Linked DNA regions of Homo sapiens: region 2 is linked to region 1. A link is a loop called in an ENCODE intact Hi-C map of the cell type or tissue named here. Cell type or tissue: endothelial cell of umbilical vein. All regions are shown on one strand. Links, peaks and the distances in the headings refer to the core of each region. The heading gives the core; the rest is flanking DNA.

Region 1 (15,403 bases), core at 2,601-10,600:
GATTACTCTCCAGGTAAAGGTGTGAATATCTACTAGTGTGGACACATCATGGAAGATGCTCTTTCCCTGAGCTAGGAAGCACTTCTGCCCACACATTCCCAGTCCTCTGACCATCTAAAGCTTGGATGTTTGGCGAGACAGCGCATCCCCCACCAGAGGATCACATTTCTGGAATTCAGGAACAATGAGGAAAGCAGATTTTTTTTTTTTCAAAGGAAGCTTCATGCGATGTTTGTTTAACGGATATTTAGCAAAAGCGAAGTGGAAATGAGGGGCTCTGGTTTTATTTTGATGTGAAATACGTAGGATTGAGAAGAGCCTGGCATTCACAGTGGGACCAATTTAAACATATTCACTTTAGGAAAGGTAACTTACAAACACATGGCAGGAAGAAAAACCAAGAAAAAGGTCGTTATGAGATAATTACTCACCCAGAACAAACAGCTGAAGAGCTTTTCATTAATTCTGTAAAAGGATTTCATGTAATTAAGTTCAAGGTGCTAAACTTTCCCCCAGGCTATTGACTGTGTACTAATTACAGAATTCACTGCTTTAGTCCTTGCACTCTTTGAAGAGTGCTAGGGGGTGGTTCTGAAGAGACTATGTCTACACTGCACTTTATCCATTCAAATCAGGTGTGATAATGGTGAGTACCCACTCATATACTACCCCTCGAGTTGTCCAATTCTGACACCAAATAATAATCATTTAAAAAGAGAAGCAACACTGTTAATCCTTTTTGTTTGGTCAGTCCCATCTGCTGAGAAATAACAGCAAATTTCATGTTGTTAAAGAAAATTTCTACATCTCGCGGTTTTTATACAAGAGGAATAAGATGTCTGACTGAGGGGTAACTGTGCGCTTGCACAGTGTGCCTATGCACCATACATGTTTATGTGTTTGCCTGTGATTGTGTCTGTGAACAGTTGTGTGAGCATTCAGTTTCAAACAGAAAAGGTTTGAAAAACTGATTTTTCCAGGGAGTAATTAATAATCTCAGAAATGTCCCTGTGATTTTCAATTTCACACAAAGGCTAGGTCACAATCAGTTATAATAATACCACTCTGCACACACGTGGGAATCTGACAAACGATCTCATTTCCATGATGAAACGTACAAAGTTTCAGGTCAAAACCCATTCAAGATAGCTTACCATTTTCAAACTAACTTTGCAGCTAAATGCTTCTGCCTGATCCCTATGCAAAAATTCAAGCCTCAACCAACACCATTTCTAAATGTTGGTCATCTTCTACCAATTTTCTCTAAATCTTATATTTTAGTTATACCTAAGAATGCTCATCAGAGGCTTGGAAAAGTTACAATGCAGACATGTAGGCTTCCAGTTTAGACAGGGACTGAGTCCAGTCGACCTTCTTTTTTTTTTTTTTTTTTTTTTTGAGGAGTCTCACTCTGTCACCCAGGCTGGAATGCAGTGGTGTGGCCTCGGCTCACGGCAAGCTCCGCCTCCCGGGTTCACGCCATTCTCCTGCCTCAGCCTCCCGAGTAGCTGGGACTACAGGCACCCACCACCACGCCCGGCTAATTTTTTGTGTTTTTAGTAGAGACGGAGTTTCACCGTGTTAGCCAGGACGGTCTAGATCTCCTGACCTCGTGATCCACCCGCCTTGGCCTCCCAAAGTCCTGGGATTACAGGCCTGAGCCACCGCGCCTGGCCGAGTCCAGCTGACCTTCTTTTGTACCTTCTCATAGCCCAACCAAAATGAGAAAAAATAAAAATAAAAAAGTCAAAGGGAAGATCAGCTAATACAAACTTTTGAGAAATCCCTGCTTGTTAGATTACAAATGGATCCAGGCTGAAGAGCAGCACTGGGAACCTTGTAGGCAATTCCTCTGTTCAAGACAGGATGTAGTAGTTGGAAGGGGAAAGCTGAAGACAGAGTAGGTCTTGAGGGGAGCACTGTGTACTCGACTCATTACCCATTTTACTGTTTTGGATCAACATTCTCAGAGGCCCCGGGCAAGTCTGGCCAAGCCAAACAGAGGAGCTGGCACATGGCAGGTTTTTCCCTGATGCAGCAGGGTTCTTCCTGGATGGAGTAGACCATGGCATTAGGAATAAGGCCAGCCATCAGGACCTCATGAGTATTTAGAGCGGAGACCAGGTCCAACAGGGAACTACAGCTGCAAAACTATACCCTGCCTGGCGCGACTGCTTCAACACACAGAGAGCATTTTTAGGGTAGCTATTTATCTCTTAAAGGCAAAAGCCTTTAAACCTTCATAAGCAATGAAAACAGTACAAATGAAAAAAAAATAGATCCAGTAGACTAACAAAACATTTGTTGCCATCACCTTAAACAAAATTAAAGCGCTGAGAAAAAATATTTGCCACACACTTGGGTCACTGACAGCTGAGGGTTAATACCATTAAGATTTAAAGAGCATTTGCAAATCAATAAGAGAGCCACCCCCAGTTAAAAACTGGATAATAATCCTCAAATATCTTAGTGGGTATTCAAAAAAAGGAGCTATATATGGACAATAACATGTTTTTAAAATATTCAGCCTCACTAATAGGGAAATGCAATTTAAAATGGGACTCCATTTCTCACTTAGAAAGTTAGGGGGTGGGGGATGGAATCTTCAAATGATATTAGCCAGCACTGGCTGGTCTGAACCCCAGGTCCTGACACTGGGGCTGCATGTGGAGGGCAGGTTGGCACCATTTTCTGCAGAGCAACTTGACACATGTATTAAATGTCTTAAAAAAACATGAATATTCTTTGATGCAATAATGGCACTTCAAGAATTTGCCTTAAGGAAATGATTAGAGATATGGACAAAGATTTAGTTACACAATGTTTGTAACAGCCTAAATACATAGTAATAGGTAGTCTCACACACACACACACACACACACTCACACACAAAAGCACATTCTACAGTGGAAAACTGTGACCCTGAAAAATAATGATAGTAGAAATATGTTCCTTATTTTGGAAAGAAGACTGAAATATATGGTGGGAATACAAAGTCAAATTACAAGAGGATGTACAATTGAATCCTTTTTCCTGGGTAAACATAATTTAGGCATAATATATGTATGAAAACATGCCTATTACCTAGACAACTGAATAAAGTCAAGGAAGCTATGTACCAAACTATGACGGTATATTTTCAGGAAATAGTTTTCCTGATTATTTTATTTTCTGCAATAAATATTTATTATCAGTAAAATAAAATATATATAAAAAGAGAAAAAAAGAATCAAAGAGACTTCAACAAGAATCCAAATATAGAAGGCATATTTTTAAAAATCAGTGTTTCTATACGTCAAGAAAAGTTGTTTGAAATTTAATTTTAAAAGATGCTATTCATGACAGTAATATTGAACAGAATATATTTAGATGTAAACTTGAAAAATATATACAGGACTTAACTTCTAAAAATCTACAACTTTGTTAAAGATGTATAAATGTATGTGTATAAAGAATATGCATAAATGCTATTAAGCAAATTATATGAACCAAATAGTGCTGGGACAACTGCTTATTCATTTAAAAAATAAAATTAGACATCTTTGTCACACTATGCACAAAAGTAAGTTCCAGATGGATTAAACTGCTAAATAGAAAACTATTTCTCTGATTTGGGAAATGAGAAGGCTATTCTAAGACTTTGAGAAAATATAAGGTCTTACACTTTTGAAATGGAAGAATTATTACTATAAAATACATATAATCCCCAAGTTAATTCAATATTTTCTATATTGAAATCAAAATCCTTACTGACTTCATTGGTAATATGTAAAAATGAATTTAAAATTCATATTAAATAATAAGTGGGTAAGAATTAACTAGAAAAAGAATAGATTTTTTAAAAGGAGAATTTGCACTACCAGATATTTAAATATGTTGTAAAGTTACAATAGTTAAAACATTTTGGCAATGATACAAATGAGATAGAGAATGGGATGAAATAGAAAGCCAGGAAGAGATCAAATACCCATAAGCATTTAGCACATGATAAACATGACATTCAATTAAATTGGAAAAGGACAGATGGCTATTAAGCAAGTAGTGCTGGGACAACTGGTTAACTATTTATTTTTTAAAATCAAGTTAGACCTCTTTGTCATATCATACACAAAAATAAATTCCAGATGGATTAAGCTGCTACATGGAAAACTATTTCTCTGATTTGGGAAATGAGAGAGCTATTCTAAAACTATGAACAAATATAGGATCTTAAGGAAAATGTTTGATAGATTTGAGTGTATAAAAATGTAAACCATTCATCTAACAACATTTCCATAAACAAAAATAAAAGGCAGTGAACTGGAAAAACATTTGCAACATATACACAAAAGAATTACTGGCCTCACTATATAAAGAACTTTTGCAAATCATTAAGAAAAAAAAACAAGCCAATGTGTTAAGAAAAAACAAACAAGCACTATAATGGCAAAATGGGCAAAAACTATAAATATCAGAGGAAAAAATACAAATGTCCAGTAGATGTACTGGAAAATGTTCATCCTCAAAAATCAAAAATGTGTATTTGCTAAAATGATGCCTCCATCACCTCTTAAATTGACAAAGATATTAAAAAGAATAGTATGATATTGGTGAATATGTGGCAAATTTACTGCTGAGATACTCTGCTGATGAGAATATAAATTTATACAACCCTCCAAGGGAGAAATGGACAATAGTATCAAGAAGTTACAAATGTTCATAACCTTTAGTTCAGGAACTTTTATAGAAATTCTTCCTAAAGATGTAAACAGAGGAGTCCACAAATATTTATGTTCACGATAACTTAGTAAGGAAAAATCCTAAGTGTCCAACAATAAGTGATTGTTGCACGCAATGGAATAGTATGCAGCTAATGTAGAACATTTTAATTAGGATATAACAAACGAAAAATGTAGGCTACAAAACAGCAAGATATTAAAAGTATGAATGGATGTACATACTGGGCAACTGTTCAACAACCTGCAAACAGTGGCTTTTTTAAAGTGATGAAATTTTAGGGTTTTTTTTTCCTCTCCCTACTTTTTGTTTAATTCAGTCCACAAACACTGGCTTGCTATTATGTGTTAGATATTTCTATATGTTTCTTTTTCCCCCACTGAATATGGATTAATTTGTAATCAGAAAAACAGACACACTTTACAAAAGTCCGACATCCCAAACTGACTTCCTCTTCCAGATATTAAAAATCTAATAAAGGATTGGAGCAAAAATAGGAAGGGCACGAATCTTACATTGAAAGCATAACATAACTTTAAAAAGAATTGGGGTTAGGTTTATATCACTCCATGTCCTACCTTTAGAAACACTTTGTAAACCATGCTCACCTGTTTCAGCTTGGATACCGTCTGCTCCTACAAACGTGAATGTGATTAGCGTTTCAAGGATCCCTTCCTAACAGGGTCCTCGAAGCCGACTATCTAAGGAGCCTGACATCCCTCTAAGCGTTTTAAAATCCATTATCCCATTGGAACCTCCACAACAATAATAGGCGGGTAGCGATGACTCTGGTTTTGTGGATGGGGACGCTTGACTTGGGGTGGTTATGCCTTGCCCAGGACTGAACCCCGGGATAGAGACGGGCAGGCAGCGGTGGGTCGAAGGGCCCGGGGACTAGGGCCCGGGTCGGGAGGGGCGGGCGCCTTACCGCGGCTTGCTGGAAGGCGCCCTTGGTGTAGGTGCCGCCACCTCGGTAGGAGATGGCAGGGATCTCTTGGAGGAGCAGCGCGCACTTGTGCTGGCGCGCGCGGCGGGTGGAGATGTAATCGACGCGCGGCACCACGTAGTTCTTGGACGAGAAGGTCACGATGGCCACGCGCGTGGCCGTGGGCACCACGGGGAAGTCGGACAGCAGCTTGCGGACGAACATGAGCTCGCTGCGGAAGTTGACTTCGCCCACGCTGGACGAATCATCCACCAGGAAGACAAGCTCCAGGCGCTCGCTGAGCTCCCGCAGCAGCCGCACGCGTCGCCGGAACGCCTGGCCCAGCCGCTCCACTCTGCTCCCCGCCGCTTCGTCGCCAGGAGCGGGCGGCGCGGGGATACTCCCGGGGGCCCCGGGCGCGGTCTCGGGGAAGAGGCGGAAGCTGAAATTGCGCGACGGGGACATCTGCTGAAAGGTCGCCCAGCCCGAAACGAGCGCCAGACCCCAGCAACAAAAGGCCAGGCGAGGCCACATCGCGCTGGAGACAGAGCGGCTGCCCCGGAGCGCAGGCGGCGGCTCGGGCGGGAAGAGGCGCTGGGCGGCCGGACTCGCAGAGGGGCGTGCGCGGAGCTGGGCGCGGGGCAGCGGCCAAGAGCCTCAGCGCCCTTTCATCTGACACTGGGGACAGACACAATCCAGACTCCTCAGCAGCTCGGGAACTCCGGAGGGAACGGCGCGCGCTCTCTACCCCTCTCGCTCTCCTCTTTTTTTCTTCCCTCTCTCCTCCTCCTCTCTCTCCCTGAAGCCTATAAAATGTTTGAAGGAAAGGGGGCAGTCAAGAAAAATCTCCCGCTTCCCTCCTTCTCTCCCTCTCTCCCTCTCCCCGCTCCTGTCTACTTTCTGTATCTGTGACTCTATCTCCCTCCTCCCCCTCTCATTCTCCTCCCGGGATCAAGCCAAAGGCTCGGAGATTCCATGACACCAGAACCCCGCGTCTGTCAGGCTGTCAACATTCCCGCAGCAAGCGCACCAGCGCCGAAGCCCTGATTGATCCCATATGTCTGGCAGGAGCTGCAGAGGAATTCACTGGAGATGGATCCAGATACCGAGAGTGCCACAGTAATTGGAAACACTTTGTAGACGAAAACATACACGCGGACTGGCCAGGGAGTTGAAAGCATCCTTTGAAAACTGCTTGCTCACCTTTTGTGTTTCTTTTCCCCCATTCAGTGTCCCAAAGCCCTCGCCAAATAGATGATTGTACAATTTTCCTGATGGGGATTTCTAATCAGTGGTGTGTGTGAGCGTGCAGATTAAGCCCTTAAGGGCCCCCTCAGATCACACCATAAAGGAGTTGCATCTAACCTTATGCGTTCCACAGGAATGATTTGTCATGGTACTTCAGTCGTGCATTTATTCATTCATCTGTTTGTTCATTCTTTCCTGATTTTAACAAATATTTTTTGAATACCCATTGTGTGCCAGGAACTATGTGAGGCACTGCAAATATAAGGAACAAAAATTGACAGGGATTCTATCCTCAATGAACTTAAAGGGTAACAAGTGAGGTGACCATTAACCAGATATTAACATACAAAATATATGTAATTACAAGTGACCATGCTAAATAAAGGAGAGCTTAGGTAGACAGACTTGACCTTGGAGAGGCCAGAGAAGCCTTCTCTGAGGACAGAAAGTTTGTGCTGAAGTCTGAAGTGTAAGTAGGGGGTCCCCAGTCCCCTTTCATGTGTTCTTGATCTATTTCAACAGATAAGATCCACCTGGCTTTAAGTGGTACCTGGCATATATCTGCTTTGAAACAAGTTGCTACCTGGGGTGGTTTTTCCAAAGCAAGACCTCCAAAGGGGAGAGCGCACGTGTAAAGAAAAGGTGCACTTTGCATGAGGGTGGGGCCTTTGGTTAAAAGATTCCAGCTGGGAGTCAGGAACACCGTGTAGGTAAGCCTACGGTTATGTAAACCACCTGAACTGAGTCACTTCCAATCCTTGGCTCAGCATCAGTATCTATTTCATGATGGAATTCAGTGATCTCAGTTTCCTCTGTTTCTAATAGTGAATGATTTAACTCCGTCTGTATTTAACAAAATACTTTCAGTGACAAGTATCACAATGTATTGTGTAACATGTTAGGGCTCTGGCATCAGTTTTCCTGGACGAAATCATGACTCTGCCATTTATTAGTTGTACAGCCTTGACTCAGTTTGTTCATTTGTAAAATGGAGTAATAACGATAACATATTAAGGGCTGTCATAAGGATTAAGTCATAAAAAAGTAAAATTCTTAGGACAATGCTTGGAGCATAGCGTGTACTCAATAAATGCTGGCTGGTTGCTCTTATTGCCACCTTTAATCATGAATGTTCTTCAAATTATTTTCCTAACAATACTTATTGACCACCTGCTATGTGCTGGCATGTTAGATACGGAGGATTTAAAGGTGAATAAGACTGAGTTCCAGTCCTCCAGAAGTTCAAAGAACATTAGAAAAGAACATAGATTTGCAAACAATTACAAAGCAGTAGGGTGACTGCAAAAGCAGAGAAGAAAGAGCAAGGAGGAGAAAGATCTCGTTCTTCCTGGGGAATGAGTAAGACTTCATTTGAGCTGGGACTTTTTTAAAAAAAAAAAAGTTTTTCCAAATATCATCTACTCTGTGTTATTTAAAACACATCATGAAGCCCTTTATGTGCAAAGCACCGTGGCATCTGCAATGTGTGCCATCTCCTGTGTTCCCCACACAAACCAAGGAGGTACTCAATTGCTTTAGAACTCTTGCTGCAAGTAAGTGGCACCTAATGTCTCCTCATTTAAACAAAAAGGGATTTTTTGGTTAGTATAACTAAACTAGGGAAAGGGCAGAGGGTACAGCTGGTCTCAAAAAGGCTTGGAAAAGGAAATTAAAAACTACTTAGGTCTTTAATTTTTCTCTCAGTTTGGCTTCTTTTTGGATGCCACATTTAGTCTCTTCTTCGGATTTATAACCTGAGAAAGACTTTTACCCCACCAACTCAAGTTAATAATATTTTGAGATGTCTGCCATAGGCCTAGACACATTCAAAGCTCTCTGGATAATTCTAACACATGCCCCAAGGGTGAACGCCTAAGAACAGCACTCTGGCATTGTGTACCTCCAACGGGATGAACAGTCAGGCCTATGTTACTTGTCCTCATGGTAAGAGAGTGGGGACACATCAGTCAGAGAAGTCCTGCCTGAGTGTTATTAAGACTGCTGCTCCAAGTCTTGCCACCGCTCCCCAGAGCCCTGTAGTCCCTTCTGCTCTCTAATCTAAAGCAGTGGTTCCCAGCGGGAGAGATTTGCATGTCTCACTCCCAGGAACCTTAGGCAATGTCTGGAGACATTTGGGGGATGGGGCAGTGCTACTGGCATCTAGTGTATAGGAGTAAGGGGTGCAACAAAACCTCCTACAATGCACTGGCAGCCACCACAACAAAGAATCATCTAGCCCCAAATGACAATAGTGGTGAGGTTGAGAAACTCTGGCCTATACCACAGTAATAGATGCAGAAGATGACAAAAACTTGTTAGACTAAACATTAAGATTAGAAAGGCTGGGCACAGTGGCTCATGCCTGTAATCCCAACACTTCAGGAGGCCGAGGCGGGTGGATCATTTGAGGTCAGCAGTTCGACACCAGCCTGACCAACGTGGTGAACCCCTGTCTCTACTAAAAATACAAAAAAAAAAAAAAAAAAAAATAGCTGGGCATGGTGACACATGCCTGAAGTCCCAGCTAGTCGGGAGGCTGAGGCAGGATGATCCATTGAACTGAGGGGGCAGAGGTTGCAGTGAGCCTAGATCGCACTACTGCACTCCAGCCTGGGCAACAGAGTGAAACTCTGACTCAAAAAAAAAAAAGAAAAAAGAGGAAAAGAAAAAGCAACTTAAAGGTATAGAAATGACAACATGGAGCTGAAGTGTAAAAAAAACCTACCCTGACTTCCTGACTTCATCTCATGAAATAAAGACTTCTGGAAAAAAAAAAAGTGTGTTGGTGGGCTAGGGCAAGAGGCATGCATTATATAATTCTCACCACCTAAACTGTGATTCAGAGTCCCACATTTTGTTCAATCAGGAATGGAACCTCAATCCTGTCTACCCGCTGGGACCTCTGCTTGAGTCGAGGACACCAACTACACCCTCCCTTCACAGCACCCATCTTTCTACATTGAAGCTGATACTGTGAACAGATAAGTTGCAACGTGCATATGGGGAAAGATGGAAGAGGGACTGAGGAAGAGAGCAGAGTGGTGCTGGTAAAGATCCTCCTGAGATTCCAAGCATCAAGTCCAGTCATGGGAGCAGAGGCAGGAAAAATGTCTGTTTCCACGCATGCTAGTTGTCATGTTTTGTTTTAAAAACAAAACTATAACACAGTGTCAGTGAATCACAGCGGCAGGCAGTGGAGATAGGAGGAAGATGCCACCTTGTGACTGCATTATGACTGTATTTATAAGAATATCTTTCTGCCGTGAATTTAACAAAGACATTCTCTCACATACAGAGGTTGGGAACATCTGCCACTCTATATGTTTCTTTTTAAAAAAAATTCCCATCAGTTTTTTGGGGAACAGATGAGTAAGTTCTTTAGTGATGATGTGTGAGATTTTGGTGCACCCATCATCTGAGCAGTATACACTGAACCCAATTTGTAGTCTTTAATCCCCCACCCCCTTCGCACCCTTTCCCCCTGAGTCCCCAAAGTCCATTGTGTCATTCTTATGCCTTTACATCCTCATAGCTTAGCTCCTGCTTATGAGTGAGAACATACGATGTTTGGTTTTTCCATTCCTGAGTTACTTCACTTAGAATAATAGTCTCCAATCCCATCCAGGTTGCTGCGAATGCCATTAGTTTATTCCTTTTTATGTCTGAGTAGTATTTCATCGTTCACAGTTTCTTATCCACTGATTGATTGATGGGCATTTGGGCTGGTTCCACTTTTTTGCAATTGCAAATTGTGCTGCTATAAACATACCTGTGCAAGTATCTCTTTCTTTTCCTCTGGGTAGATACCTAGTAGTGGGATTGCTGGATCAAATGGTAGTTCTACTTTTAGTTCTTTATGGAATCTCCACACTGTTTTCCATAGTAGTTGTACTAGTTTACAGTCCCACTAGCAGCGTAGAAGTGTTCCCTGTTCACCGCATCCACCTCAACATCTATTATTTTTTGATTATGACTATTCTTACCGGAGTAAGGTGGTATCTCATTGTGGTTTTGATTGCATTTCCCTGATCATTAGTGATGTTGAGCATTTTTTTTATATGTTCATTGGCCATTTGCATATCTTCTTTTGAGAATTGTCTATTCATATCCTTAGCCCATTTTTTATGGGATTTTTTTTTCTTGTGAATTTGTTTGAGGTCATTGTAGATATTAGTCCTATGTCAGATGTATAGATTGTGAAGATTTTCTCCTGCTCTGTGGGTTGTCTGTTTACCGTGCTGTTTATTTTGCCATGCAACAGATCTTTAGTTCAATTAAGTCCCAGCTATTTATTTGTATTAATATTTATTTGTATTTGTATTTGTTGCATTTGCTTTTGGGTTCTTGGTCATGAAATTCTTGCCTAAACCAATGTGTAGAAGGGTTTTTCCAATGTTATCTTCTAGAATTTTTATGGTTTTTGGTCTTAGATTTAAGTCCTTAATCCATCTTGAGTTGATTTTTGCATAAGGTGAGAGATTAGGATCCAGTTTCATTCTCCTACATGTGGCTAGCCAATTATCCCAGCACCATTTGTTGAATAGGGTGTCCTTTCCCCACTTTAGTTTTTTGTTTCCTTTGTCAAAGATCAGTTGGCTGTAAGTATTTGGGTTTATTTTTCGGTTCACTATTCTGTTCCATTGGTCTATGTGTATTTTTTATACCAGCACCATGCTGTTTTGGTGACTATGGCTTTGTAGTAAGTTTGAAATCAGGTAATGTGATGCCTACAGATGTGTTCTTTTTGCTTAGACTTGCTTTGGTTATGCAGGCTCTTTTTTGGTTACATATGAATTTTAGAATTTTTTTTTTCTAATTCTGTGAAGGATGATGGTGGTATTTTGATGGGAATTGCATTGAATTTGTAGATTGCTTTGGCAGTGTGGTCATTTTCACAATATTGATTCTACCCATCCATGAGCAAGGGATGTGTTTCCATTTCCATTTGTTTGTGTTTATGATTTCTCTCAGCAGTATTTTGTAGTTTTCCTTGTAGGGGTCTTTCACCTCCTTGGTTAGGTATATTCCTCAGTTTTTTTGTTTGTTTATTTGTTTTTGCAGCTATTGTAAAAGGAGTTGAGTTCTTGATTTGATTCTCATCTTGTTTGCTGTTGATATATAGGAGAGTTACTCACTTGTGTACATTAATTTTGTATCCTGAAGCTTTGCTGAATTCATTTATCAGTTCTAGGAGCTTTTTGGAGAAATCTTTAGGGTTTTCTAGGTATAGGATCATATCATCAGCAAACAGCAACATTTTGACTTCCTCTTTACTGATTTGGATGCCCTTCATTTCTTTCTCTTGTCTAATTGCTCTGGCTAGGACATCCAGTAATACGTTGAATAGAAGTGGTGAGAGTGGGCATCATTGTCTTGTTCTAGTTCTCAGAGGGAATGCTTTCAACTTTTCCCCATTCAGTATTATGTTGGCTGTGTGTTTGTCACAGATGGCTTATATTACATTGAGGTATATCCCTTGTACGCTGATTTTGCTGAGGGTTTTAATCATAAAGGCAATGCTGGATTTTGTCAAATGATTTTTCGGCATCTATTGAGATGATAATGTGATTTTTTAGTTCTGTTTCTGTGGTGTATCACATTTATTGACTTGTGTATGTTAAACCATCCCTATATCCTTGATATGAAACCCACTTGATCATGGTGGATTATATTCTTGTTATGTTGTTGGATTCAGTTAACCAGTACTTTGATAAGGATTTTCACATCTATGTTCATTAGGGATATTGGTCTGTAGTTTTCTTTTTTGTTATGTACTTTCCTGGTTTGGGTATTAGGGTGATACTGGCTTCATAGAATGATTTATGGAGGATTCCCTCTGTCTCTACAATTGATACCAATTGTCAATACAGTTGGTACCAATTCTTCTTTGAATGTCTGGTAGAATTCAACTGTGAATCCATCTGGTCCTGGACATTTTTTGTTGGTAATTTTTTTATTATCATTTCAGTCTTGCTGCTTGTTATTGGTCTCTTCATGGTATCTAATTCTTCCTGATTTAATCTGGGAGGGTTGTATCTTTCCAGGAATTTATCTGTCTCCTCTAGGTTTTCTAGTTTATGCATGTAAAGGTGTTCATAGTAGCCTTGAATGATCTTTTGTATTTCTGTAGTGTCAGTTGTAACATCTCCCATTCTATTTCTAATTGAGCGTATTTGGATTTTCTCTCGTTTTTTTGGTTAATCTTGCTAATGGTATATCAATTTTATTTATCTTCAAAAAAACAGCTTTTTCTTTCATTTATCTTTAGTATTTTTTGTTTGTTTGTTTCCATTTCATTTAGTTCTGTTTTGATCTTGGCTATTTTCTTTCCTCTGCTGGGTTTGGGTTTGGTGTGTTCTTGTTTCTCTGGTTCCTTGAGGTGTGACCTTATATTGTCTTTACTCTTTCAGACTTTTTGATGTACGCATTTAGGGCTATGAACTTTCCTCTTACACTACCTTTACTGTATCTCAGAGGTTTTTATAGGTTGTGTCACCATTATCATTCAGTTTGAAGAATTTTTTAATTTCCATCTTGATTACATTGTTGAGCCAATGATCACTCAGGAGCAGGTTATTTAGTTTCCATGTATTTGCATGGTTATGAAGGTTCCTTTTGGAGTTGATTTCCAGTTTTATTCCACTGTGATCTAAGAGAGTACTTGATGTAATTTCAGTTTTCTTAAATTTATTGATACTTGTCTTGTGGGCTATCATCTTGGAGAAAATTCTATGTGCTGATGAATATAATGTATATTCTGTGGTTATTGGGTAGAATGTTCAGTAAATATCTGTTAGGCCCATTTATTCCAGGGTATAGTATAAGTTCATTGTTTCTTTGTTGACTTTCTGTCTTGATGACCTATCTAGTGCTGTCAGTGGAGTATTGAAGTACCCCACTAAAACGTATTGCAGTCTATCTCATTTCTTATGTCTACTAGTAATTGTTTTATAAATTTGGGAGCTCCAGTGTTAGGTGTATATATATTTAAGATTGTGATATTTTTCTGTTGGAAAAGGTTTTTGTCATTATATAATGTCCCTCTTTGTCTTTTTAACTGTTGTTGCTTTAAAGTTTGTTTTGTCTGAAATAAGAATAGCTACTCCTGCTTGCTTTTGATGTTCATTTGCATGGGATGTCTTTTTCTACTCCTTTACCTTAAGTTTATGTGAGTCCTTATGTGTTAGGTGAGTCTCTTGAAGGCAGCAGATAGTTGGTTGGTGACTTCTTATCCATTCTGCAGTTCTGTATCTTTTAAGTGGAGCATTTAGGCCATTTACATTCAATGTTAGTATTGAGACGTGAGATACTATTTCATTCATTATGCTATTTGTTGCCCATATACCTTGGTTTTTTGGGTATTTTTAAATTGTATTTTTGTTTTATAGGTCCTGTGAGATTTATACTTTATTTTATTTATTTATTTATTTATTTATTTATTTATTTATTTTGAGACAGAGTTTCACTCTGTCACCCACACTGGAGTGCAGTGGTATCATCTCGGCTCACTGCAACCTCCACTTTCCAGGTTCATGTGATTCTCCTGCCTCAGCCTCCCGAGTAGCAGGGATAACAGGCACCCACCACAATGCCCAGCTAATTTTTTTTTTTTTTTTGTATTTTTAGTAGAGACAGGGTTTTGCCATGTTGGCCAGGCTGGTCTCGAACTCCTGACCTCAGGTGATCTGCCCACCTTAGCCTCCCAAAGTGCTGGGATTACAGGTGTGAACCACCATGCCAAATTTCATTTGTAAATTATCATACAGTAAAATTGAGTTTTTTGTTTGTAGAGGTACATGAAATCAGGAACTGTTCTGTATCCTATTTGTGATTGTGGTTATATAACCACAGATCCAATTGTTTTGTAATCAGAATACAGAACAGTTTCACTGATTAAAAAACTGCCTTTATAGTTACACCTCACCTCACCCCTAATCCCTAGCAACCACTGATCTTTCCTTCAACATTATAGTTTTATCTTGTCAAGAATGACAATGTAAATGAAATTAAACAGTATGTAATTTTTGGAGACTGATGCTTTCCACTCAGCATAATAACCTCATCTAAGTGTTTGTGTACAGGCCTTTGTGTGAACTTATGTTTTCAATTACTTAGGGTAAATACCCAGAGGTGAAATTACTAGGTTATTTGCTGAAAGTATGGTTTCATTCTAAGAAATTGCCACAGTGTTTTCCTGAGTGGTGCAGGCACCATGTCTCATTCACAGTAGGAATGTATGAGAGTTCTAGTTGCTCTGCATTCCATTCAGTGTTTGGTATTCTGTGTGGGCGTGTGTGTGTGTGTGTGTGTGTGTGTATACATATATACAGATATACACATATATATGTATACATATGTATATATGTATATGTATACATATGTGTATATATATGTAGACATATATACATATATATAGATGTATATGTATACATACATCTATGTATGTGTTTTTATATATATATTTATAAAAACACATACATAGATGTATATGTATACACCCACATATAACCATTC
Region 2 (15,403 bases), core at 3,135-11,134, 60 kb before region 1:
GCATACCTCTGCAGTAGCTCTCTGAACCGGACCACAAACCATTGGGTAGACATAAGATGATGCTGCTTCCCACAAGATCAAATCCAGGGTGACATCGGACCCCACAGGCTGCATTGAAGTGGTTGTTGCAAGTGTTTTGGATAAAGTAACCATTTTCGGGAGGCTTCAGGGCAGGGCAGTGGACAACTAACATTTACAAAAATAAAATTGAAAAGCAAAGTTAGCCTTTTGTCTATGACATATCCTTTTTTTTTTTTCTTTCAAGGGGGCATTTATGCATATGTGTCAATTGCCTACAGCATTTCCATTTACCGCATTTGGATTTTCAAGTACATATTTGGAAGAAGAACCCTTATATCTGACTCCTATTAGGTACTAACTTCCAATTAAATTTTAAATACAAACTAAATATTATTTGTTAAGCTTTAAAAAATTTATTTTGATATCTATATGGATATGAGATTTTATAGTTCTTGACCTTTATATGTCATTAGATATTTTCCCTCTTGACTAAGGTAGAATAAAACAAAGAACAAATAAGGCTAGCAAAGTATATTTGCTACAAACCCCAAGAGCCACAGCTTCTTGCACATGGTATATGCTATTTAAATATTTGTAATTTTTGACATGAATAATACTGAGACCCTTTACTTATAAAAATATATTATTTCAAAGATAAATGTGACTATCTCCAGAGCCAAGATGAGCTCATTTTTATTCAAATTTGTTGTTAAAATTGTGGCTTTTCTTTTTTTGATTCATTTTAAATGTTTTCCAAGTACTAAGCCTTTCTGATTTCAAGGTGATGTTATTCCCAGCATCTCAGTTCCCCTTTCTCTGGAGCAGGATAGAGATATGTTCCGTGATAAGAATGTTATAAAAGCAAATCATCCCACTCCCCCAAAAAATATGATTAGAGAAAAGAACATTAAAGATCATTCTAAATGAATTAGGTGCAAACACAAGCACTATTTCTCTCAGAGAAATCAGCTTTTATATTTCCCATTTTCCAACAGTGGGAGACTCACGTTCACAGGTCTGGCCAGATGCCCTGTATCCCTCTCTGCAGACACAGTCTTCAGGGGATGTGCTTCCAGGTGGAGAGGTGTGATTTTCATCAGGACATGGAATGCAACTGCTGATTCCTCCTGGTGAGCCTTCAGGTTTGTATGTCCCCGATGGGCAAGCTGTGGGCAGACAAGCCGGAGAAGTCCATGTTATGTGGCACATCAGCTGGTAGTTAACAAAACATTTGAAATTAATATGGGAGAGAAAGCCAAACAATAGTTTTCCATAGAAATGGTGATGTAGGCTGGGTGTGGTGGCTCACGCCTGTAATCCCTGTACTTTGGGAAGCAGAGGCGGGTGGATCACCTGAGGTCAGGAGTTTGAGACCAGCCTGGCCAACATGATGAAACCCTGTCTCTACTAAAAATACAAAAAATTAGCTGGGTGTGGTGGCGTGTGCCTGTAATCCTAGCTAATCAGGAGGCCAAGGCAGGAGAATCGCTTGAACCTGGGAGCTGGAGGTTGCGGTGAGCTGAGATAGCACCACTGCACTCCAGCCTGGGCAACAAGAGCAAAACTCCATCTCAAAAAAAAAAAAAAAAGAAAGAAAGAAAAAGAAATCGTAATATAATTTAAGCAAAGAGAGAAACCAACATTTTTGTTTTCTAAAGAATGATGTAATTTGTTATTTGCAAGGTATGAAGTGGCCTCTTATGTCCCACAATTAGTTTCAAATACAACACAACACAGCATGAAATGTCTGGGCTGATTTGTGGGAAAATTCAAAATAGCAATTTATATTAAGTCACCAGGAGGAATCAATGATCCTCAATAGATAAAAAAAACTTTGATAAGTATGATGTCCCCTATAGCCCAACTCCCCCATCCTGTGCACCTCATCTCTAGCACTGAGCCCCAGCTCCTCTCTTAGCAAAGGAGAATAACTGCAGATACGCAAAAAGCACTTAGCCCATTGTTTCTGTTCACAGATCTTGAGAAAGGATGAGGAGAAAGTGAAGAGCTTGAGGGACATAATCCAACCGACAGGAACTAGGCCCTTTGAAGAAAAAAGAATTAAAGACACTGCTTTTCCCAGGCTCATGGAAAAAAAAGATTAAAAGCAGAATCTAATTGACCTTGCTTCAAATCTTTCCTCTGCACAGACAATGTAGCTTTGAATTTGTAACTTAATCCCTCTGGAGTTATGCATCTGTAAAATAATTTAAATTTCAGAAATTCAATAATAGAGCAATTGTGGAATCAAGAGACTTGCAATGCTCAGTTAAGCCAATTAAATGTGGCATAGTCCCAGGTTGCATTTCATTATTAAATAACAGTTGCAACCAAGCAATGTGCATTTATGTGGGGATTTTTTTTTTTTTTTTTTTTTTGAGACGGAGTCTCGCTCTGTCCCCCAGGCTGGAGTGCAGTGGTGCGGTCTCGGCTCACTGCAACCTCTGCCTCCCTGGTTCGTGCCATTCTCCTGCCTCAGCCTCCCAAGTAGCTGGGACTACAGGCACCCGCCACCACGCCTGGCTAATTTTTTGTATTTTTAGTAGAGACGGGGTTTCACCGTGTTAGCCAGGATGGTCTCAATCTCCTGACCTCATGATCCGCCCGCCTCAGCCTCCCAAAGTGCTGGGATTACAGGCGTGAGCCACCGCGCCCGGCCTATGTGGGGATATTTTACATAAATTATCTCATTTAATCCTCACAGTATTAATAAGCAGCATTACAAGATTAATACTATCAATATTTGCATTAATTTCATTAGTATTATTATATCCATTTTAAACATCAGAAAATGGAGGCTTAGAGAGATTCAATGACGACTATAGTTACTCAGTTAGTGGGTGACAGAGATAGAATTTTAAAGCAAATATTTATATACCATTCACTATGTCCTAGGGACTGTTCTATATATTTTATAAATATTAACTTGTTAACTTCCTAATACCTTATGAAGCACCTAATATTATTAATCCCATTTGCAGATGGGAAGACAAAGGCACTAAGAGTTTAAATAACTTGTCATAGTTACACAGTGAGTTAAGTGGCAGAGCTAGGATTTGAATCCAGACAATTCAGAACCAGAGTCCATGTTCTTTACCACTACACGTGCTGTGAGTCAAACCCAGGCCCCTTGGATGCTAAAGCTAAATCATTATAATATACTAAATCATTATAATATACTAAATCATTATAATATACTAAAACTAAAATATAATATACTAAAACTAAATCATATAATAAACTAAAACTAAAATATAAAATAAAAATATAATATACTAAAACATTATAATAAACTAAAACTAAAACATTACAATATACTAAAAAAATCATATTGAAAGGTGGGATTCATAATATGTCATTATTTGAAAAGCCATGCTTCTAAAATTCTTGACTTTGTTTAAAAACAAAAGATACCATTTTCTCATGATATATAGTAGCAAATTCCAGATCTGGAGAGATTTGTGACTATGAATGAAGGAAACACTTAAAAATAGTAATAATGATATAAGACATGATAAATAATTTAGCATAAAGGAAACACTACTTTGAAGCACTGTATTAGCGATATTGAACTACTGAATTATTTATATTACTGAATATTAATATTGTAATATTTCTTTCTATAAAATATCAGTAAATATCTGATCAGGATCCTCAAAGAGATAAAGGACAACGTGGTTTCCTTTAAACAGGAGTCAGCAGCTGTAGAAGAAAATGATCAAGATAAATAGAGAGATAGAAAAGAAAGTTTAAAATGTAAATGAAAAATTAGAATTGTCATTGGGCCAGTAAAAAGAAGCCATATAACTCCAGAACAAGAGAATTGAGTAGAAGTAATGGTTGTGATATTAGTGCAAAGATACATTAATGCAAAGATATGAGAAGTAATGGTTATGATATTAATGCAGAGATATATTCCTAACCTGGAGCTTTAGTGCAAAAGTACTCATTAAGTTCCAGGAAAAATTAACAAAAGTCACATCCAGGATGAAAGAAAAATATTGCAAGCTTATAGGAAAGGAAATTAAGATACTCATAAAGGGGAAAATCAGATTGATATTTCATTTTTTCTTTGCAAAAACAAATGCCAGGAAAAAACTGAATAAGATACATAGCTTTGTGAAAAAAATTATGAACCCCAAGTTTTATTATGTGGGCAAGCTATTGGTAAGTAGGTGGGAAGAGAAAGACATTCGAGGATGTGCATAGCTTAGAAAACAAAGCCATTTTATTTTATGTCCAGGCATGGTGGCTCACGGCTGTAATTCTAGCACTTTGGGAGGCTGAGGCAGGAGGATTACCTGAGCCCAAGAGTTTCAATACCAGCCTGGGCAACATAGCTACACCCATCTCTTAAAAATATTTTTAAAATTAGGCTGGGCATGGGTGGCTCATGCCTATAATCCCAGCAATTTGGGAGGTCGAGGTGGGTGGATCACCTGAGGTCAGGAGTTCAAGACTGCCCTGGCCAACATGGTGAAACCCCATCTCTATTAAAAATACAAAAGTTAGCTGGACATGGTGGCAGTTGTCTGTAATCCCAGCTACTTGGGAGGCTGAGGCAGGAGAATCACTTGAACTCGGGAAGCGGAGGTTGCAGTGAGCCAAGATCACACCACTGAACTCCAGCCTGGGTGGCTGAGCAAGACGCTATCTCAAAAAAAAAAAAAAAAATGTAAAAAATTAGGTGAGCATGGTGGTGCTTGACTGTAGCCTCAGCTGCTTGGGAGGCTAAGGCGCTGCAATGAGCTACAATTGCACCACTGCAATCCAGCCTGGGGCCTGGATGATAGACCAAGAACCTGGCTCTTAAAAAAAAAAAAAAAAAAAAAAAAAGCCATACTTCATTTACTGAGAAAGAAATTAAAAAAAGATTTCAAGAACGAGAAAAAAAGGTACTTAATTAATAGTTTGAGATTAGAAAACCTGTGGAACATATAGTAAATTGCTAACTAAAATAATTGTGGAAATGAAAACAAATACTAAAGAAAGTCTAAGAAAGCAAAAGATTCTATTTGGCTTATAAATACATATTTAATATATGAGACTTGAAGAAAATTATCTTTATGGTTTTACAAGGTATGTATTCATGAGAGAATTATCAGGCTTTCAGGTTTGTTTATTTTTGCTGATCTACATTTTCTAGTTTTGTTACAATGAATAGGTATTATGTGGGCAAAACCAAAAGTAAATGAAGTTAGGCCCAGCACGGTGGCTCACATCTGTAATCCCAGCACTTTGGGAGGATAAGGCGGGCCGATCACCTGAGGTCAGAAGTTCGAGACTAGCCTGGCCAACATGGTGAAACCCCGTCTCTACTAAAAATACAAAAATTAGCCGGGTATGGTGGTGCACACCTGTAATCCAGCTATTTGGGAGGCAGAGACAGGAGAATCACTTGAACCTGGGAGACGGAGGTTGCAGTGAGCCATGATAGCGCCATTGCACTCCAGCCTGGGTGACAGAGGAAGACTCCATCTCAAAAAAAAAAAAAGTAAATGCAGTTATATATAAAAGAGAGTATTGTCTCAAATCATATATTTTGTTTGTTTGTTTGTAGACACCATCTTGCTCTTTAACCAGGCTGCGCTCAAACTCTCAAACCTCCCACCTCAGCCTCCCAAATAGCTAGGACAACAGGCACATACCACCATGCCCAGCTTCAAATCATAGATTTCATTTCATGGTTATCGGCTCTCTGACCTTGGAGACCACTATGATTTCTCATTCCTCCTCTATCTCCTTCAATATCTAAATAAAACTTATGTTCTTTGGTTCTTATTCCCTAAAAATCTTCTACGTTACTTTTATCTTAGATGCGACCTCATCATCTCTCTTCTGGTTTTTACAACATCCTCCTTACTAGTCCCTTGGCCTTACCTCTACCCTTCAATCCATTTGTGATGTTGCGACCTGAACAATTTTCAAAACTATAAATTCAGTCAAATCATTTTCCACCTAAAGCCTGTACCAACCAGATAAGCCCCTCTCTCTTTAGCCTGGAATATAAAGATATCTTTGATCTGTCTGTAACCTTCCCACCTCTGCAGCTGCAATGAACCAGCATATCATAAGCTGGTTAGAACCTGCTTCAAGATCAACTAGTGCCTAGTTTTGTACTGTCCCCTTCCCCTGACTCCCACCACATTTTTGGGGAGTTTGAGCAATTTACTTCATTTCTCTGTGACTTGGTTTCTTCGTGTGTAATAGTAGTAGTACTTTCCTTGTATATTTTTGTTGTTGTTGTTAGGATTAATTGAGGTCATGTGAGTAAAGCAACAATGCCTGGCATGTTGTTGGCATTTGGGAAATGTTAGAATAATGTCTCCAACCCTTCATTTTCTCAACCATAAAATAGATGATTATACTGCTTTTATAGATTTGTTGTGCCAGATAGATGCTCTGGCGCTTGGTAAATATTACCTTCCTTTCTTTCCCTTTCCTATCTTCCACTTCTGCATTTCTGCCTTCCTGCTTCTGAGTGAATCTCCAGCATCCTTCAAGACTCTAACTCATTCTTTAAAGGTTCTCTAACTTCTTCAGACAAATTTTGTTGCCTTCTCGCGGAACCCACAGAGTACACTACCCATTCCTCTGCACTGGCACACATCACACTCTTTGTAACACACAGGTTTCTCATTCCTTCAGTGGGAAGTGTGCTCCTGTATATTCAAAGAGTCTTCCAATTACCTGACCTGGCCATTGTCCAGCCAATTGCCTGAGCTGGCAGTCACTCAATCAAAGGAGGGCAAAAGAAAACAAGCCCTGATGGAGAGTGGAGGGTGGGTTTGGTGTGCAAGGAGAGTAGTAAAGTCAGGAAGACTAACAACAGAATGAAGTGAAGGGACAGTAGACTTGGAGTCAAGACAACTGAGTTGCAATCTTGGCTCTTCCACTAACAAGCTATGGGGTCACTGGCAAGTGACTTTTTTTTTCTTTCACTATAATATACAGAAGTTACAAGTAAGGATGTCTATGATCTTTCCAAGGCTAACATAAGATGATTCCATAAATAGAATAATACTAAAAAGCAACTTAAAGAAATCCTCCATATGAATGGTCAGATTCTGGCTACAGATTTTATAAATTATTTTTTAAAATAATGCTGCATGAAAAGGACCTAATCTTATAGTATTACTCTCCAAAATCTTTTAAATAATCAAGAGTTTAAAACACTGGCGAACAGAGTTTTGAATAAAAATACCCAAAAGTACATTTGGAAATGTATTGTGAAATTCATAATGATAATGAAAAACAGACTTTAGGAGAACTATTTAAAGGCATTGCACAATTCTAGTGGGAGAGGTGTAATCAACTTCCTTGATTCCCAAGGGGGAAAATTCCTCATCCCAAACCAAGCAAAAGTTGAAAAAAATGAAATAAATCTTTGGTTTGAACAAGTTTCACAAGTCTCCGTAAAGGGCTATGAATTGTTTTCCCTTTTTAATATGCGATGTTTCCTTCCTGGAAATGTACCAAATATTATTTCTTAATTGTTCTTTTGTTGTTGTTAAAATAAGCACTTTCTCTTTTCAGAAACATCTTGGCGGTTATCAGCTACTATTACTGGAAGTGTGAATTCTTGAGGTTATCACGTTGTACTAACATTAGATTTTTCTTCAGCTGACCATGCAATTCTTTGACTGAAGTAAATAAAAACACCAACCAGTTTGGAATTTGTAAAACACAAAGAAATCTCTACTCTTTCTAATATATCTTACCCGTTAAATATCAATTCCTTAGATGACTATTTTACTATTAATAACATATATTAGACAGTGACTTACATTTTACAAAATTTCTCCTCATACATGTCTTAGATTAACTTCTAAAAATCCTGATAAATATTAGGAGCCTTTATTTCCTTGCACAATTCATCTTTAAAAGTTAACAAATCACTTTAAAGAGTTTTAGGGCAGTTGCATGAGCTGCATTTAGGCTGTGCACTCCACAACTTCAAGGGTGCCTGTTTATGTGAATAATAATGGCATCCCCTGGAGTTGTACAACACCAAGCCTCTACTTTCTGCTATAAATAGGTAAGAAACCAAGCAAAATCTGGGCCCGCATTCTCTTTTCGACTTTATGGATTTGATCTGAATGAGGAATCTGTTCCTACAAAGAGTTGTGCTAAGATTTTGAACATAGGAATACACTGCTCTAGAACAGAACGTGTTTTCTCCATGTTGAACCAATGTTTTCAAAAATAAGACAAGGACCCAGGTGTGCATATAGGGACTTTCTTTTTATGAGGCAGCCAAGATCCTTTCTATTTTCCTCAATGAATTAGACAAGGAGACTTTCAATTGCCCTGAATTCTATACATCTGTACCTCTGTAGAATGCATTAGCAGCCTGTCGTTCTCCCTGTGACTGGTGGTAGCTCATTTGGCCAGAGTACAGACTATTTGGACAAAGTTGTGAATCTGAACCCTGATGTGGTGCCATGGCAGGAAATGGCACCCTAACTACAGGATGCCATATTGCAAATGTAAGCACACGCTCAGACTTGCCAGGAGATTAGTGATGGATCAGGACAAGTCTATCAAAAAACAAAAACCTCAAAGGACTGTGTACAAAAGAGGTTGCATCAGCAAAGTAATTTTTATATGTTGGGGATCAATATATGTGTATGCACACATACACACTCAAAAATACACACATATATTCACACATCAATACAACCAGCTGTGTAGAGAACATTTAAATGAATCCTTTGTTGTTGAAAGCTCTGTATTCTTTATTGTCTTAAAGTGTTTACCATCTGGATGAGAAAGGTGACATCATCCTGATTTTTATAATTAAAATTTCATTGGCAAGTACTTTTAGGAGAGGCCCTCTGGAGATTTTTTAGAATTATCTTTAACGTTATTTTTCTTTTCTAAAATAGCTAATAACTCAGAATCATGTAAGAAAGAGAAAAAAATTGCTAAACAATTTTGGTTTAACTACTCTTTTAATGTTTGACACTTAGGTTGATTCTAATTTTTTACAAACTTGAACAGCTTTTCTCTAAACATTTTTTTCCCTTAAATATTTGATCCATTTTTTAAAAATTTTCTTAGGCAAAGGAATATTAAATTTTTAAACTCACGAGTCTCTTGTTAAACTACTTTATATTCCCATTATCAAGACTGAAAGTACATGACTTATTGTACTCTTCATTTTCACTGGGTATTAGCAGTTTTAAAAATTACCAATGGATAATTATTTAAATATGAAGGTCTGTGAACTTCAGTTGCAACAGGGTTTCAACTTGAACCTAGATTAGATCCATCCCTGGGATTCAGACTTGTGTAGGCCCAACAGAAGTTGATTTGTGTGAAGAATTTGAGAGCCTTCTGGGAGAAAACTCCATCCATGGTGGGGATAACATTAAAAAAATTACAATTTAGAATGGCATGATTGTTGATCACTTAGATCAGACATCCACTGTAGCAGCAAAGCAAGGTTCTGCATACCAACTTATCTGCCAGATGTTAACCTTTATAGATGCTGGATTGTGGGATAGGCCAGTGGGCCAGCAAAGGGGGTCAGATCAGCAAAGAGGCACTCAAGGCACTTGAACAATAGCAATTTACCACCCAGCACATAAGTATTTCAGGATTTTAACAGCTTTTACAACTGTATTGTTGCATACTTGCTGAATGTCCGCCTGTCCTAAAGAAAGAGAGAATCGGCATATGTCAGCCCTAATGACCCTTGATTTTAGCAGCTAGGAAGGAGGAAAGATTCTGAGTGTAGTTTGGTGTTTATTGTCAAATGTGTTTCCCTTTGGGTCCTATAAAGAGTGGTAACTTATGAGTAACATTCAGGCTGTAGTTGGCTTTGATATTTTTCTTTCTTCACTCCTCTACCTCACATTCAATAAGAAATTAGTCTGTAGTCGTTTGGAAATACGGATTATATCAGTTGTTATCCATTTCCATTATTGGTACACTAATTTAAAAGCCTTTTTATTTTAGGCCTTGATTGTCTCTAACCTCCATACATAGGTTGCCTTTTCTACTTTGCTTCACACTCAGTGACTTTTAGCCACAGGTGCCAAATTAAATTCCTATTGTTATACTGCTTTTATCATGCCACTTTTCTGCCCCAAGATCTTCAATCGCTCACTATTGCCAGTTTACCAAAGGCCATGTCTTCAGCCTGAAATTCAAGTCCCAGTACAATTTAGAATATAGTCCTTACTCTTACTTGTCTTGCCTTGAATCCCACTATATCCATAGATTTTTCCTACCTTCCCACCCATGCAAGCTACCTCCAGTCCCCATCACAGGCTTATACTTTTCATTCTCTGCAAGTCGTCTTCATTTCTAACTGTCCAAATCCTATCATTCAAACCAAGTTGAAATCCTGTCACCCCCACAACTAATGGGAAACATTTTTGAATGCCAATAGCATTTTGTATATGTTTGATGTCATATTACTTTTATTTTCATTCAATCATAAAATTCTAAAAAACATTCAATTTACCCACAGGAAGACAGAAAAAAATAAACAGAGAAATAAAAATCAGAGAGAATAAACAGAAAACAAAAAATTAACTGGCAGACTTAAGCCCTACCATATCAATAATTACATCAAATATAAGTAGTCTAACTATACCAATTAAGTGATAGGGATTAAAAACATGATCCAGCTACAGGCTGTCTACAAGAAATCACTTAAACATAATATAGGCAAGTTCAAAGTAAAATTATAGAAAAAGATACATTGTGCAAACATTAATGAAAGGAAAGAAGGAATGTATGTTATATCAGATGAAGCAAGTTGAAGGGGAAATTTATAGTGCTAAATGCGTGCATTAGAAAAGAAGTCTCAAATCGATAATCTAAGTTCCCACCTGAAGAAGCTTGAAAAAGAAGAGCAAAATAAACCCAAATTAGAGGGAAGGAAATAGTAAATATAAGAGCAGAAATCAATAAAATTAAAAACAGAAAAAAAAGAAAATATAGAATAAAGATTTTGAAAAGATAATAAAATGATTTAGGAAGACTAATACAGAGAAAAAGAGAGAAGGCACAAATTACCAATATCAGGTAAGCAGACTCCATGGACATGGAAAAGATACTATATACTATGCACAGCTCTACTTACATATCTGACAACTCAAATGAAACAGACCAATTCATCAAAAATTATAAACTATGATAATTCATACAGTATTAAAAATAATTTGAATAGCCCTATGGTTAAGAAAATTGAATTCATAATTTTAAAATGTCCAAAAAATATCCAGGTCCAAATGATTTCAGTGGAGAATTCTGCCAAACATTTGCCAAATATCTACCAAAAAAAATAAGCACCACTTCTACATAATTTCTTCCAAAAAACAGAAGAGAAGGGAACATGCCCAAATTCATTTTATCAAGCTAGTGTTACCCTGATACCTAAGTGAGATGCAGAGTATAAATAAACAAAAAACTGCAGAACAACATCTTAGAAATATAGACACAAAAAAATCTTAACAAAATGTTAGCAAATGGAATTCAGCAATATGTAAAAAGAATTATACATCATGATTAAGTCAGGTTTATTGTAGGGAGGCAAGGCTGGTTCAATATTTGGAAATCAATCAATGTAATCATGTTAACAATATTAACAGGCTAAAGAAGAAAATGCACAAGGTCACGTCAATTGATGAAGAAAAATATCTGCAAACAAAATTGTCACCAATTTATGATGAAAACTCTCAGAAAAGTAGTAACAGAAGAGAATTTACTCAACTCAATGAAGAGAAACCTCAAAATCATACAAATGTTATTATTATTATTACTTTTTTTTTTTTTAAGCAGGGTCTCACTCTGTCACCCATGCTGGAGTGCAGTGGCACAATCACAGCTCACTGCAACCTTAACCTCTCAGGCTCAAGTGACCCTCTTACCTTCGCTGCCCATGTAGCTGGGACTACCTGTGTGCACCACCATGCTTGACTAATTTTTGTACTTTTTGTAGAGATGGGGTTTTACCATGTTGCTCAGCCTGGTCTCAAACTCCTGGACTCTGGCAATCTGCCTGCCTCAGCTTCCCGAAGTGCTGGGACTTCAGGTGTGAGCCACAAATAATATTATTCTTAATAATGAAAGTCCAAATGTTTTCCCCTTATGATTGGAAATAAAGCAATTCTTTTTTAAAACAGTAGTGGAACTTCTAACCAGAACAGTAAGGGAAGAAAATGAAATAAAACGTATTCGGATTAGAAAGGAAGAAATACAACTAAACCTATTTATAAGTGATGTGATTCTCCTTATAAGAAATTTCAAGTACTCTACCAAAAGCAAAAAACCAAAACACTCCTAGAACAGGTAAGTTAAGCAAAGTTGCAGGACACAATGGAAACAAACACAAATCAATTGTTTCTATGTACTAGCAGTGAACATGTGGACAATGAAATTAAAAATATGTTTACAATTATTTACTATTGCTCAAAAATAATAAAGCAAGCATGTACAAAACTTATATACTATACAATGCTGAAAAGGAAATCAAATATCTAAATTAATATATCATGTTTGTGGATTGGAAAGTTCAACATGGTAAAAATGTTAATTCTTCCATCATTAATATGCAGATATAATACAACTCCGAGGAAAATCCCAAGAAGATTTTTTTAAATGTAGACAATATTCTAAAATTTGTATGGGAAGGCAAAGAAATTAAAATTAGCTAAGACAATTATAAAGAAGAATACAGTAGAAGGAATTAGTCTACTTGCTTTCAAGACTTATTATACAGCTATAATAATCAAGACTATGCAGTATTGATAGATCAACAGAACAGAAGAGCAATCCAGAAACAGAGCTACACTAATGTGCCTGGCTGATTTTTTTTTTTTACTTTTTTAAAAAAATTATACTTTAAGTTCTGGGATACATGTGCAGAATGTGCAGGTTTGTTACATAGGTATACGTGTACCATGGTGGCTTGCTGCACCCATCAACCTGTCATCTACACCTGGCTGATTTTTAACCAAAGTGCAAAAACAATTTAACAGAGGAAAGATAGCCTTTTCAAGAAATGGTTTTGAAACAATCAGACATCCGTAAGTACAATAATTAACCTTGACCTAAATCTCAAACCTTATACAAAAATTAAGTAAAAATATCATGGATTTAAGTATAAAATATAAAACTATAACACTTTTCGAAACATAGGAGAAAATCTTCAGGAACCAGTATTAGCCAAAGAGTTCTTAGACTTGACACCAAAAGCAGAATTCATAGAAATAAAATTGATAACTGGACTTTGAACTTAAAAATTTTTGCACTGTAAAAGCCTCTCATAGAAGAACTAAAAAGTCAACCCACAGAATGGAAGAAAATATTTTCAACCTACATATCTGACATAGGACTAGTATGTAGACTATATAAAGAACTCTCATAACTTAAAAGTAGAAAAACAAAAACAACAATTAGACAATGAACAAAAGACATGAAGAGACAGTTCACTGAAGAAAAGATATAGATGGCAAATAAACATATGAAAAGATGTTTAACATCATTAGTCACTGGGGACATGCAAATTAAACCAAAATGTGTCATCACAACACACCTATCAGAATAGCTAAAATGAAAAATAGTGACGACACCAAGTGCTATCAAGGAGGCAGAGAAACTGGATCACTCATACATTTCTGATGGAAATGTAAAGTAGTTCAGCCACTCTGGAAAACATTTTGGCAAGTTCTTAAACAAAAATATGCAACTACTGTGCAATCCCACAATTACATTCCTGGGCATTTAGCCTAGTGAATTAAAAACTTATGTTCACATTAAAACCTATACACAAATGTGTATAGCAGCTTTATTCATAAAAGCCAAAACCTGGAAACAATCCAGATGTCCTTCAACAGGCAAACAGTTAAACTGTGGTACATTTATACTATGAAATACTACTCAGCAATAAAAAGAAATGAATTATTGGTACACACAACCATCTGGAAAAATCTCTAGAGAATTATGCCATGTGAAAAAAGCCAGGCTCAATATGTCACATTCTGCATGGCTCCATTTATATAACATTTGTGAAATGACAAAATTATAGAAATAGAGAATACATTAGTGGTTACAATAGGTTAAAGGTGGAGGCGGTGGCTATGGGTTGGTGGGAAGTGACTGTGGCTCTAAAAGAGCAACAAAAGGATTATTGTGGTGGTAGAAATGTTCTGTATTGAAACCATATCGATGTCAATATCCTGTTTGAGATACTGTACTATAATATCTCAAGATGTTACCATTGGGGAAAATGATATAGAGGATATCCTTTAAAGTGGGAAAGGATATAGAGGATCTCTGTATATTACTTCTTAAAATTGCATGTGACTCTATAATTATTTCAAAAGAAAAAATGTAATAAAAATTTTTTTTTAAAAGCAGAAAACAGGGAAGGAAAATTTCAAGTTATATCCAGAAATATTCAAAGCAGAGAAACTGCATTTTTTAAAGGATTTTTATTTTTTCTTTAATGATCGATTCCTAAAAATTAATGAGGTGAATAGTATGTTTAATATTTTGATAAAAATGTAAAAATTGTGCTCCATAAAGGATTCACTAACTTATACTTCCATCATCATTGTATGAAACTTCCTATTTACCTACATCCTTAATTAGAGGAAAGTATCAATTAATGTTTGCCAATACTATGGCTCAGAAATATTTTCATTTTAATTTGTATTTGTCCATTATTAGTGAGATTGTGCATATTTACTTATGTTTATTGCCTATTTGTAATTTTCTTAAGTGAATTTCATAAAATTTTTTTTCAATAGCTTTAGGGGTGCAAGTGGTTTATGTTCCATGGATGAATTGTATAGTGATAAAGTCTAGGGTTTTAATGTACGCATCACTCAAATGGTATATATCATACACAATTATAAAAAACTACTAGGTAGGTTTTTTTATCCCTCACTCCCCTCCCACTCTCCCCACTTCTGAGTCTCCAATGTCCATTATACCATACTGTATGCTTTGGCATACCCACAGCTTAGCTCCCGCTTATAAGTGAGAACATGCAGTATTTGGTTTTCCATTCCTGAGTTACTTCACTTAGGATAATGGTCTCCAGCTCCATCAAAGTTGCTGCAAAAGACATTATTTCATTCATTTTATGGCTGAATAGTATTCCATGGTGTATGTATATATATATATACACACACACATACACACATATACATATATACATACATACACACGTGTGTGTGTGTGTGTGTGTGTGTGTATATATATATATATATATATATATATATATGCCACATTTTCTTTAGCCACTCATCAATTGATGGGCACTTAGGTTGATTCTGTATCTTTGCAATTGTGAATTGTGCTATGATAAACACACATGTTTATCTTCTTTATGTAATGGCTTTTCCTTTGTGTAGATACC

The links. Hi-C counts contacts between places; a loop is a spot of excess contacts. Peaks named below come from ENCODE experiments on the same cell type or tissue, not always from the same donor. Only the 100,000 strongest peaks of a DNase experiment are listed, where the experiment ranks them.
Region 2: a loop joins it to region 1, with 2.1 times the contacts of the local background. A loop is called at or near these places in 7 of 110 quality-filtered maps.

The regions. Positions count from the first base shown.
Region 1 is chr9:110,573,369-110,588,771 of GRCh38, forward strand. It overlaps SVEP1 (sushi, von Willebrand factor type A, EGF and pentraxin domain containing 1), which reads right to left and starts at 6,373. Exons shown (of 48, transcript NM_153366.4): 1 at 5,645-6,373. The coding sequence starts at 6,175. RefSeq lists enhancers at 5,240-5,740, 5,741-6,241. In endothelial cell of umbilical vein, for the core only: no CTCF peak of the experiment used is centred there; a DNase peak (open chromatin) is centred at 5,843; H3K4me3 peaks cover 1,095 bases; H3K27me3 peaks cover 1,899 bases.
Region 2 is chr9:110,512,920-110,528,322 of GRCh38, forward strand. It overlaps SVEP1 (sushi, von Willebrand factor type A, EGF and pentraxin domain containing 1), which reads right to left. Exons shown (of 48, transcript NM_153366.4): 4 at 1,029-1,187; 5 at 7-186. Among named protein-coding and RNA genes, the nearest start is that of SVEP1, 59 kb to the right of the region's middle. In endothelial cell of umbilical vein, for the core only: no CTCF peak of the experiment used is centred there; a DNase peak (open chromatin) is centred at 7,492.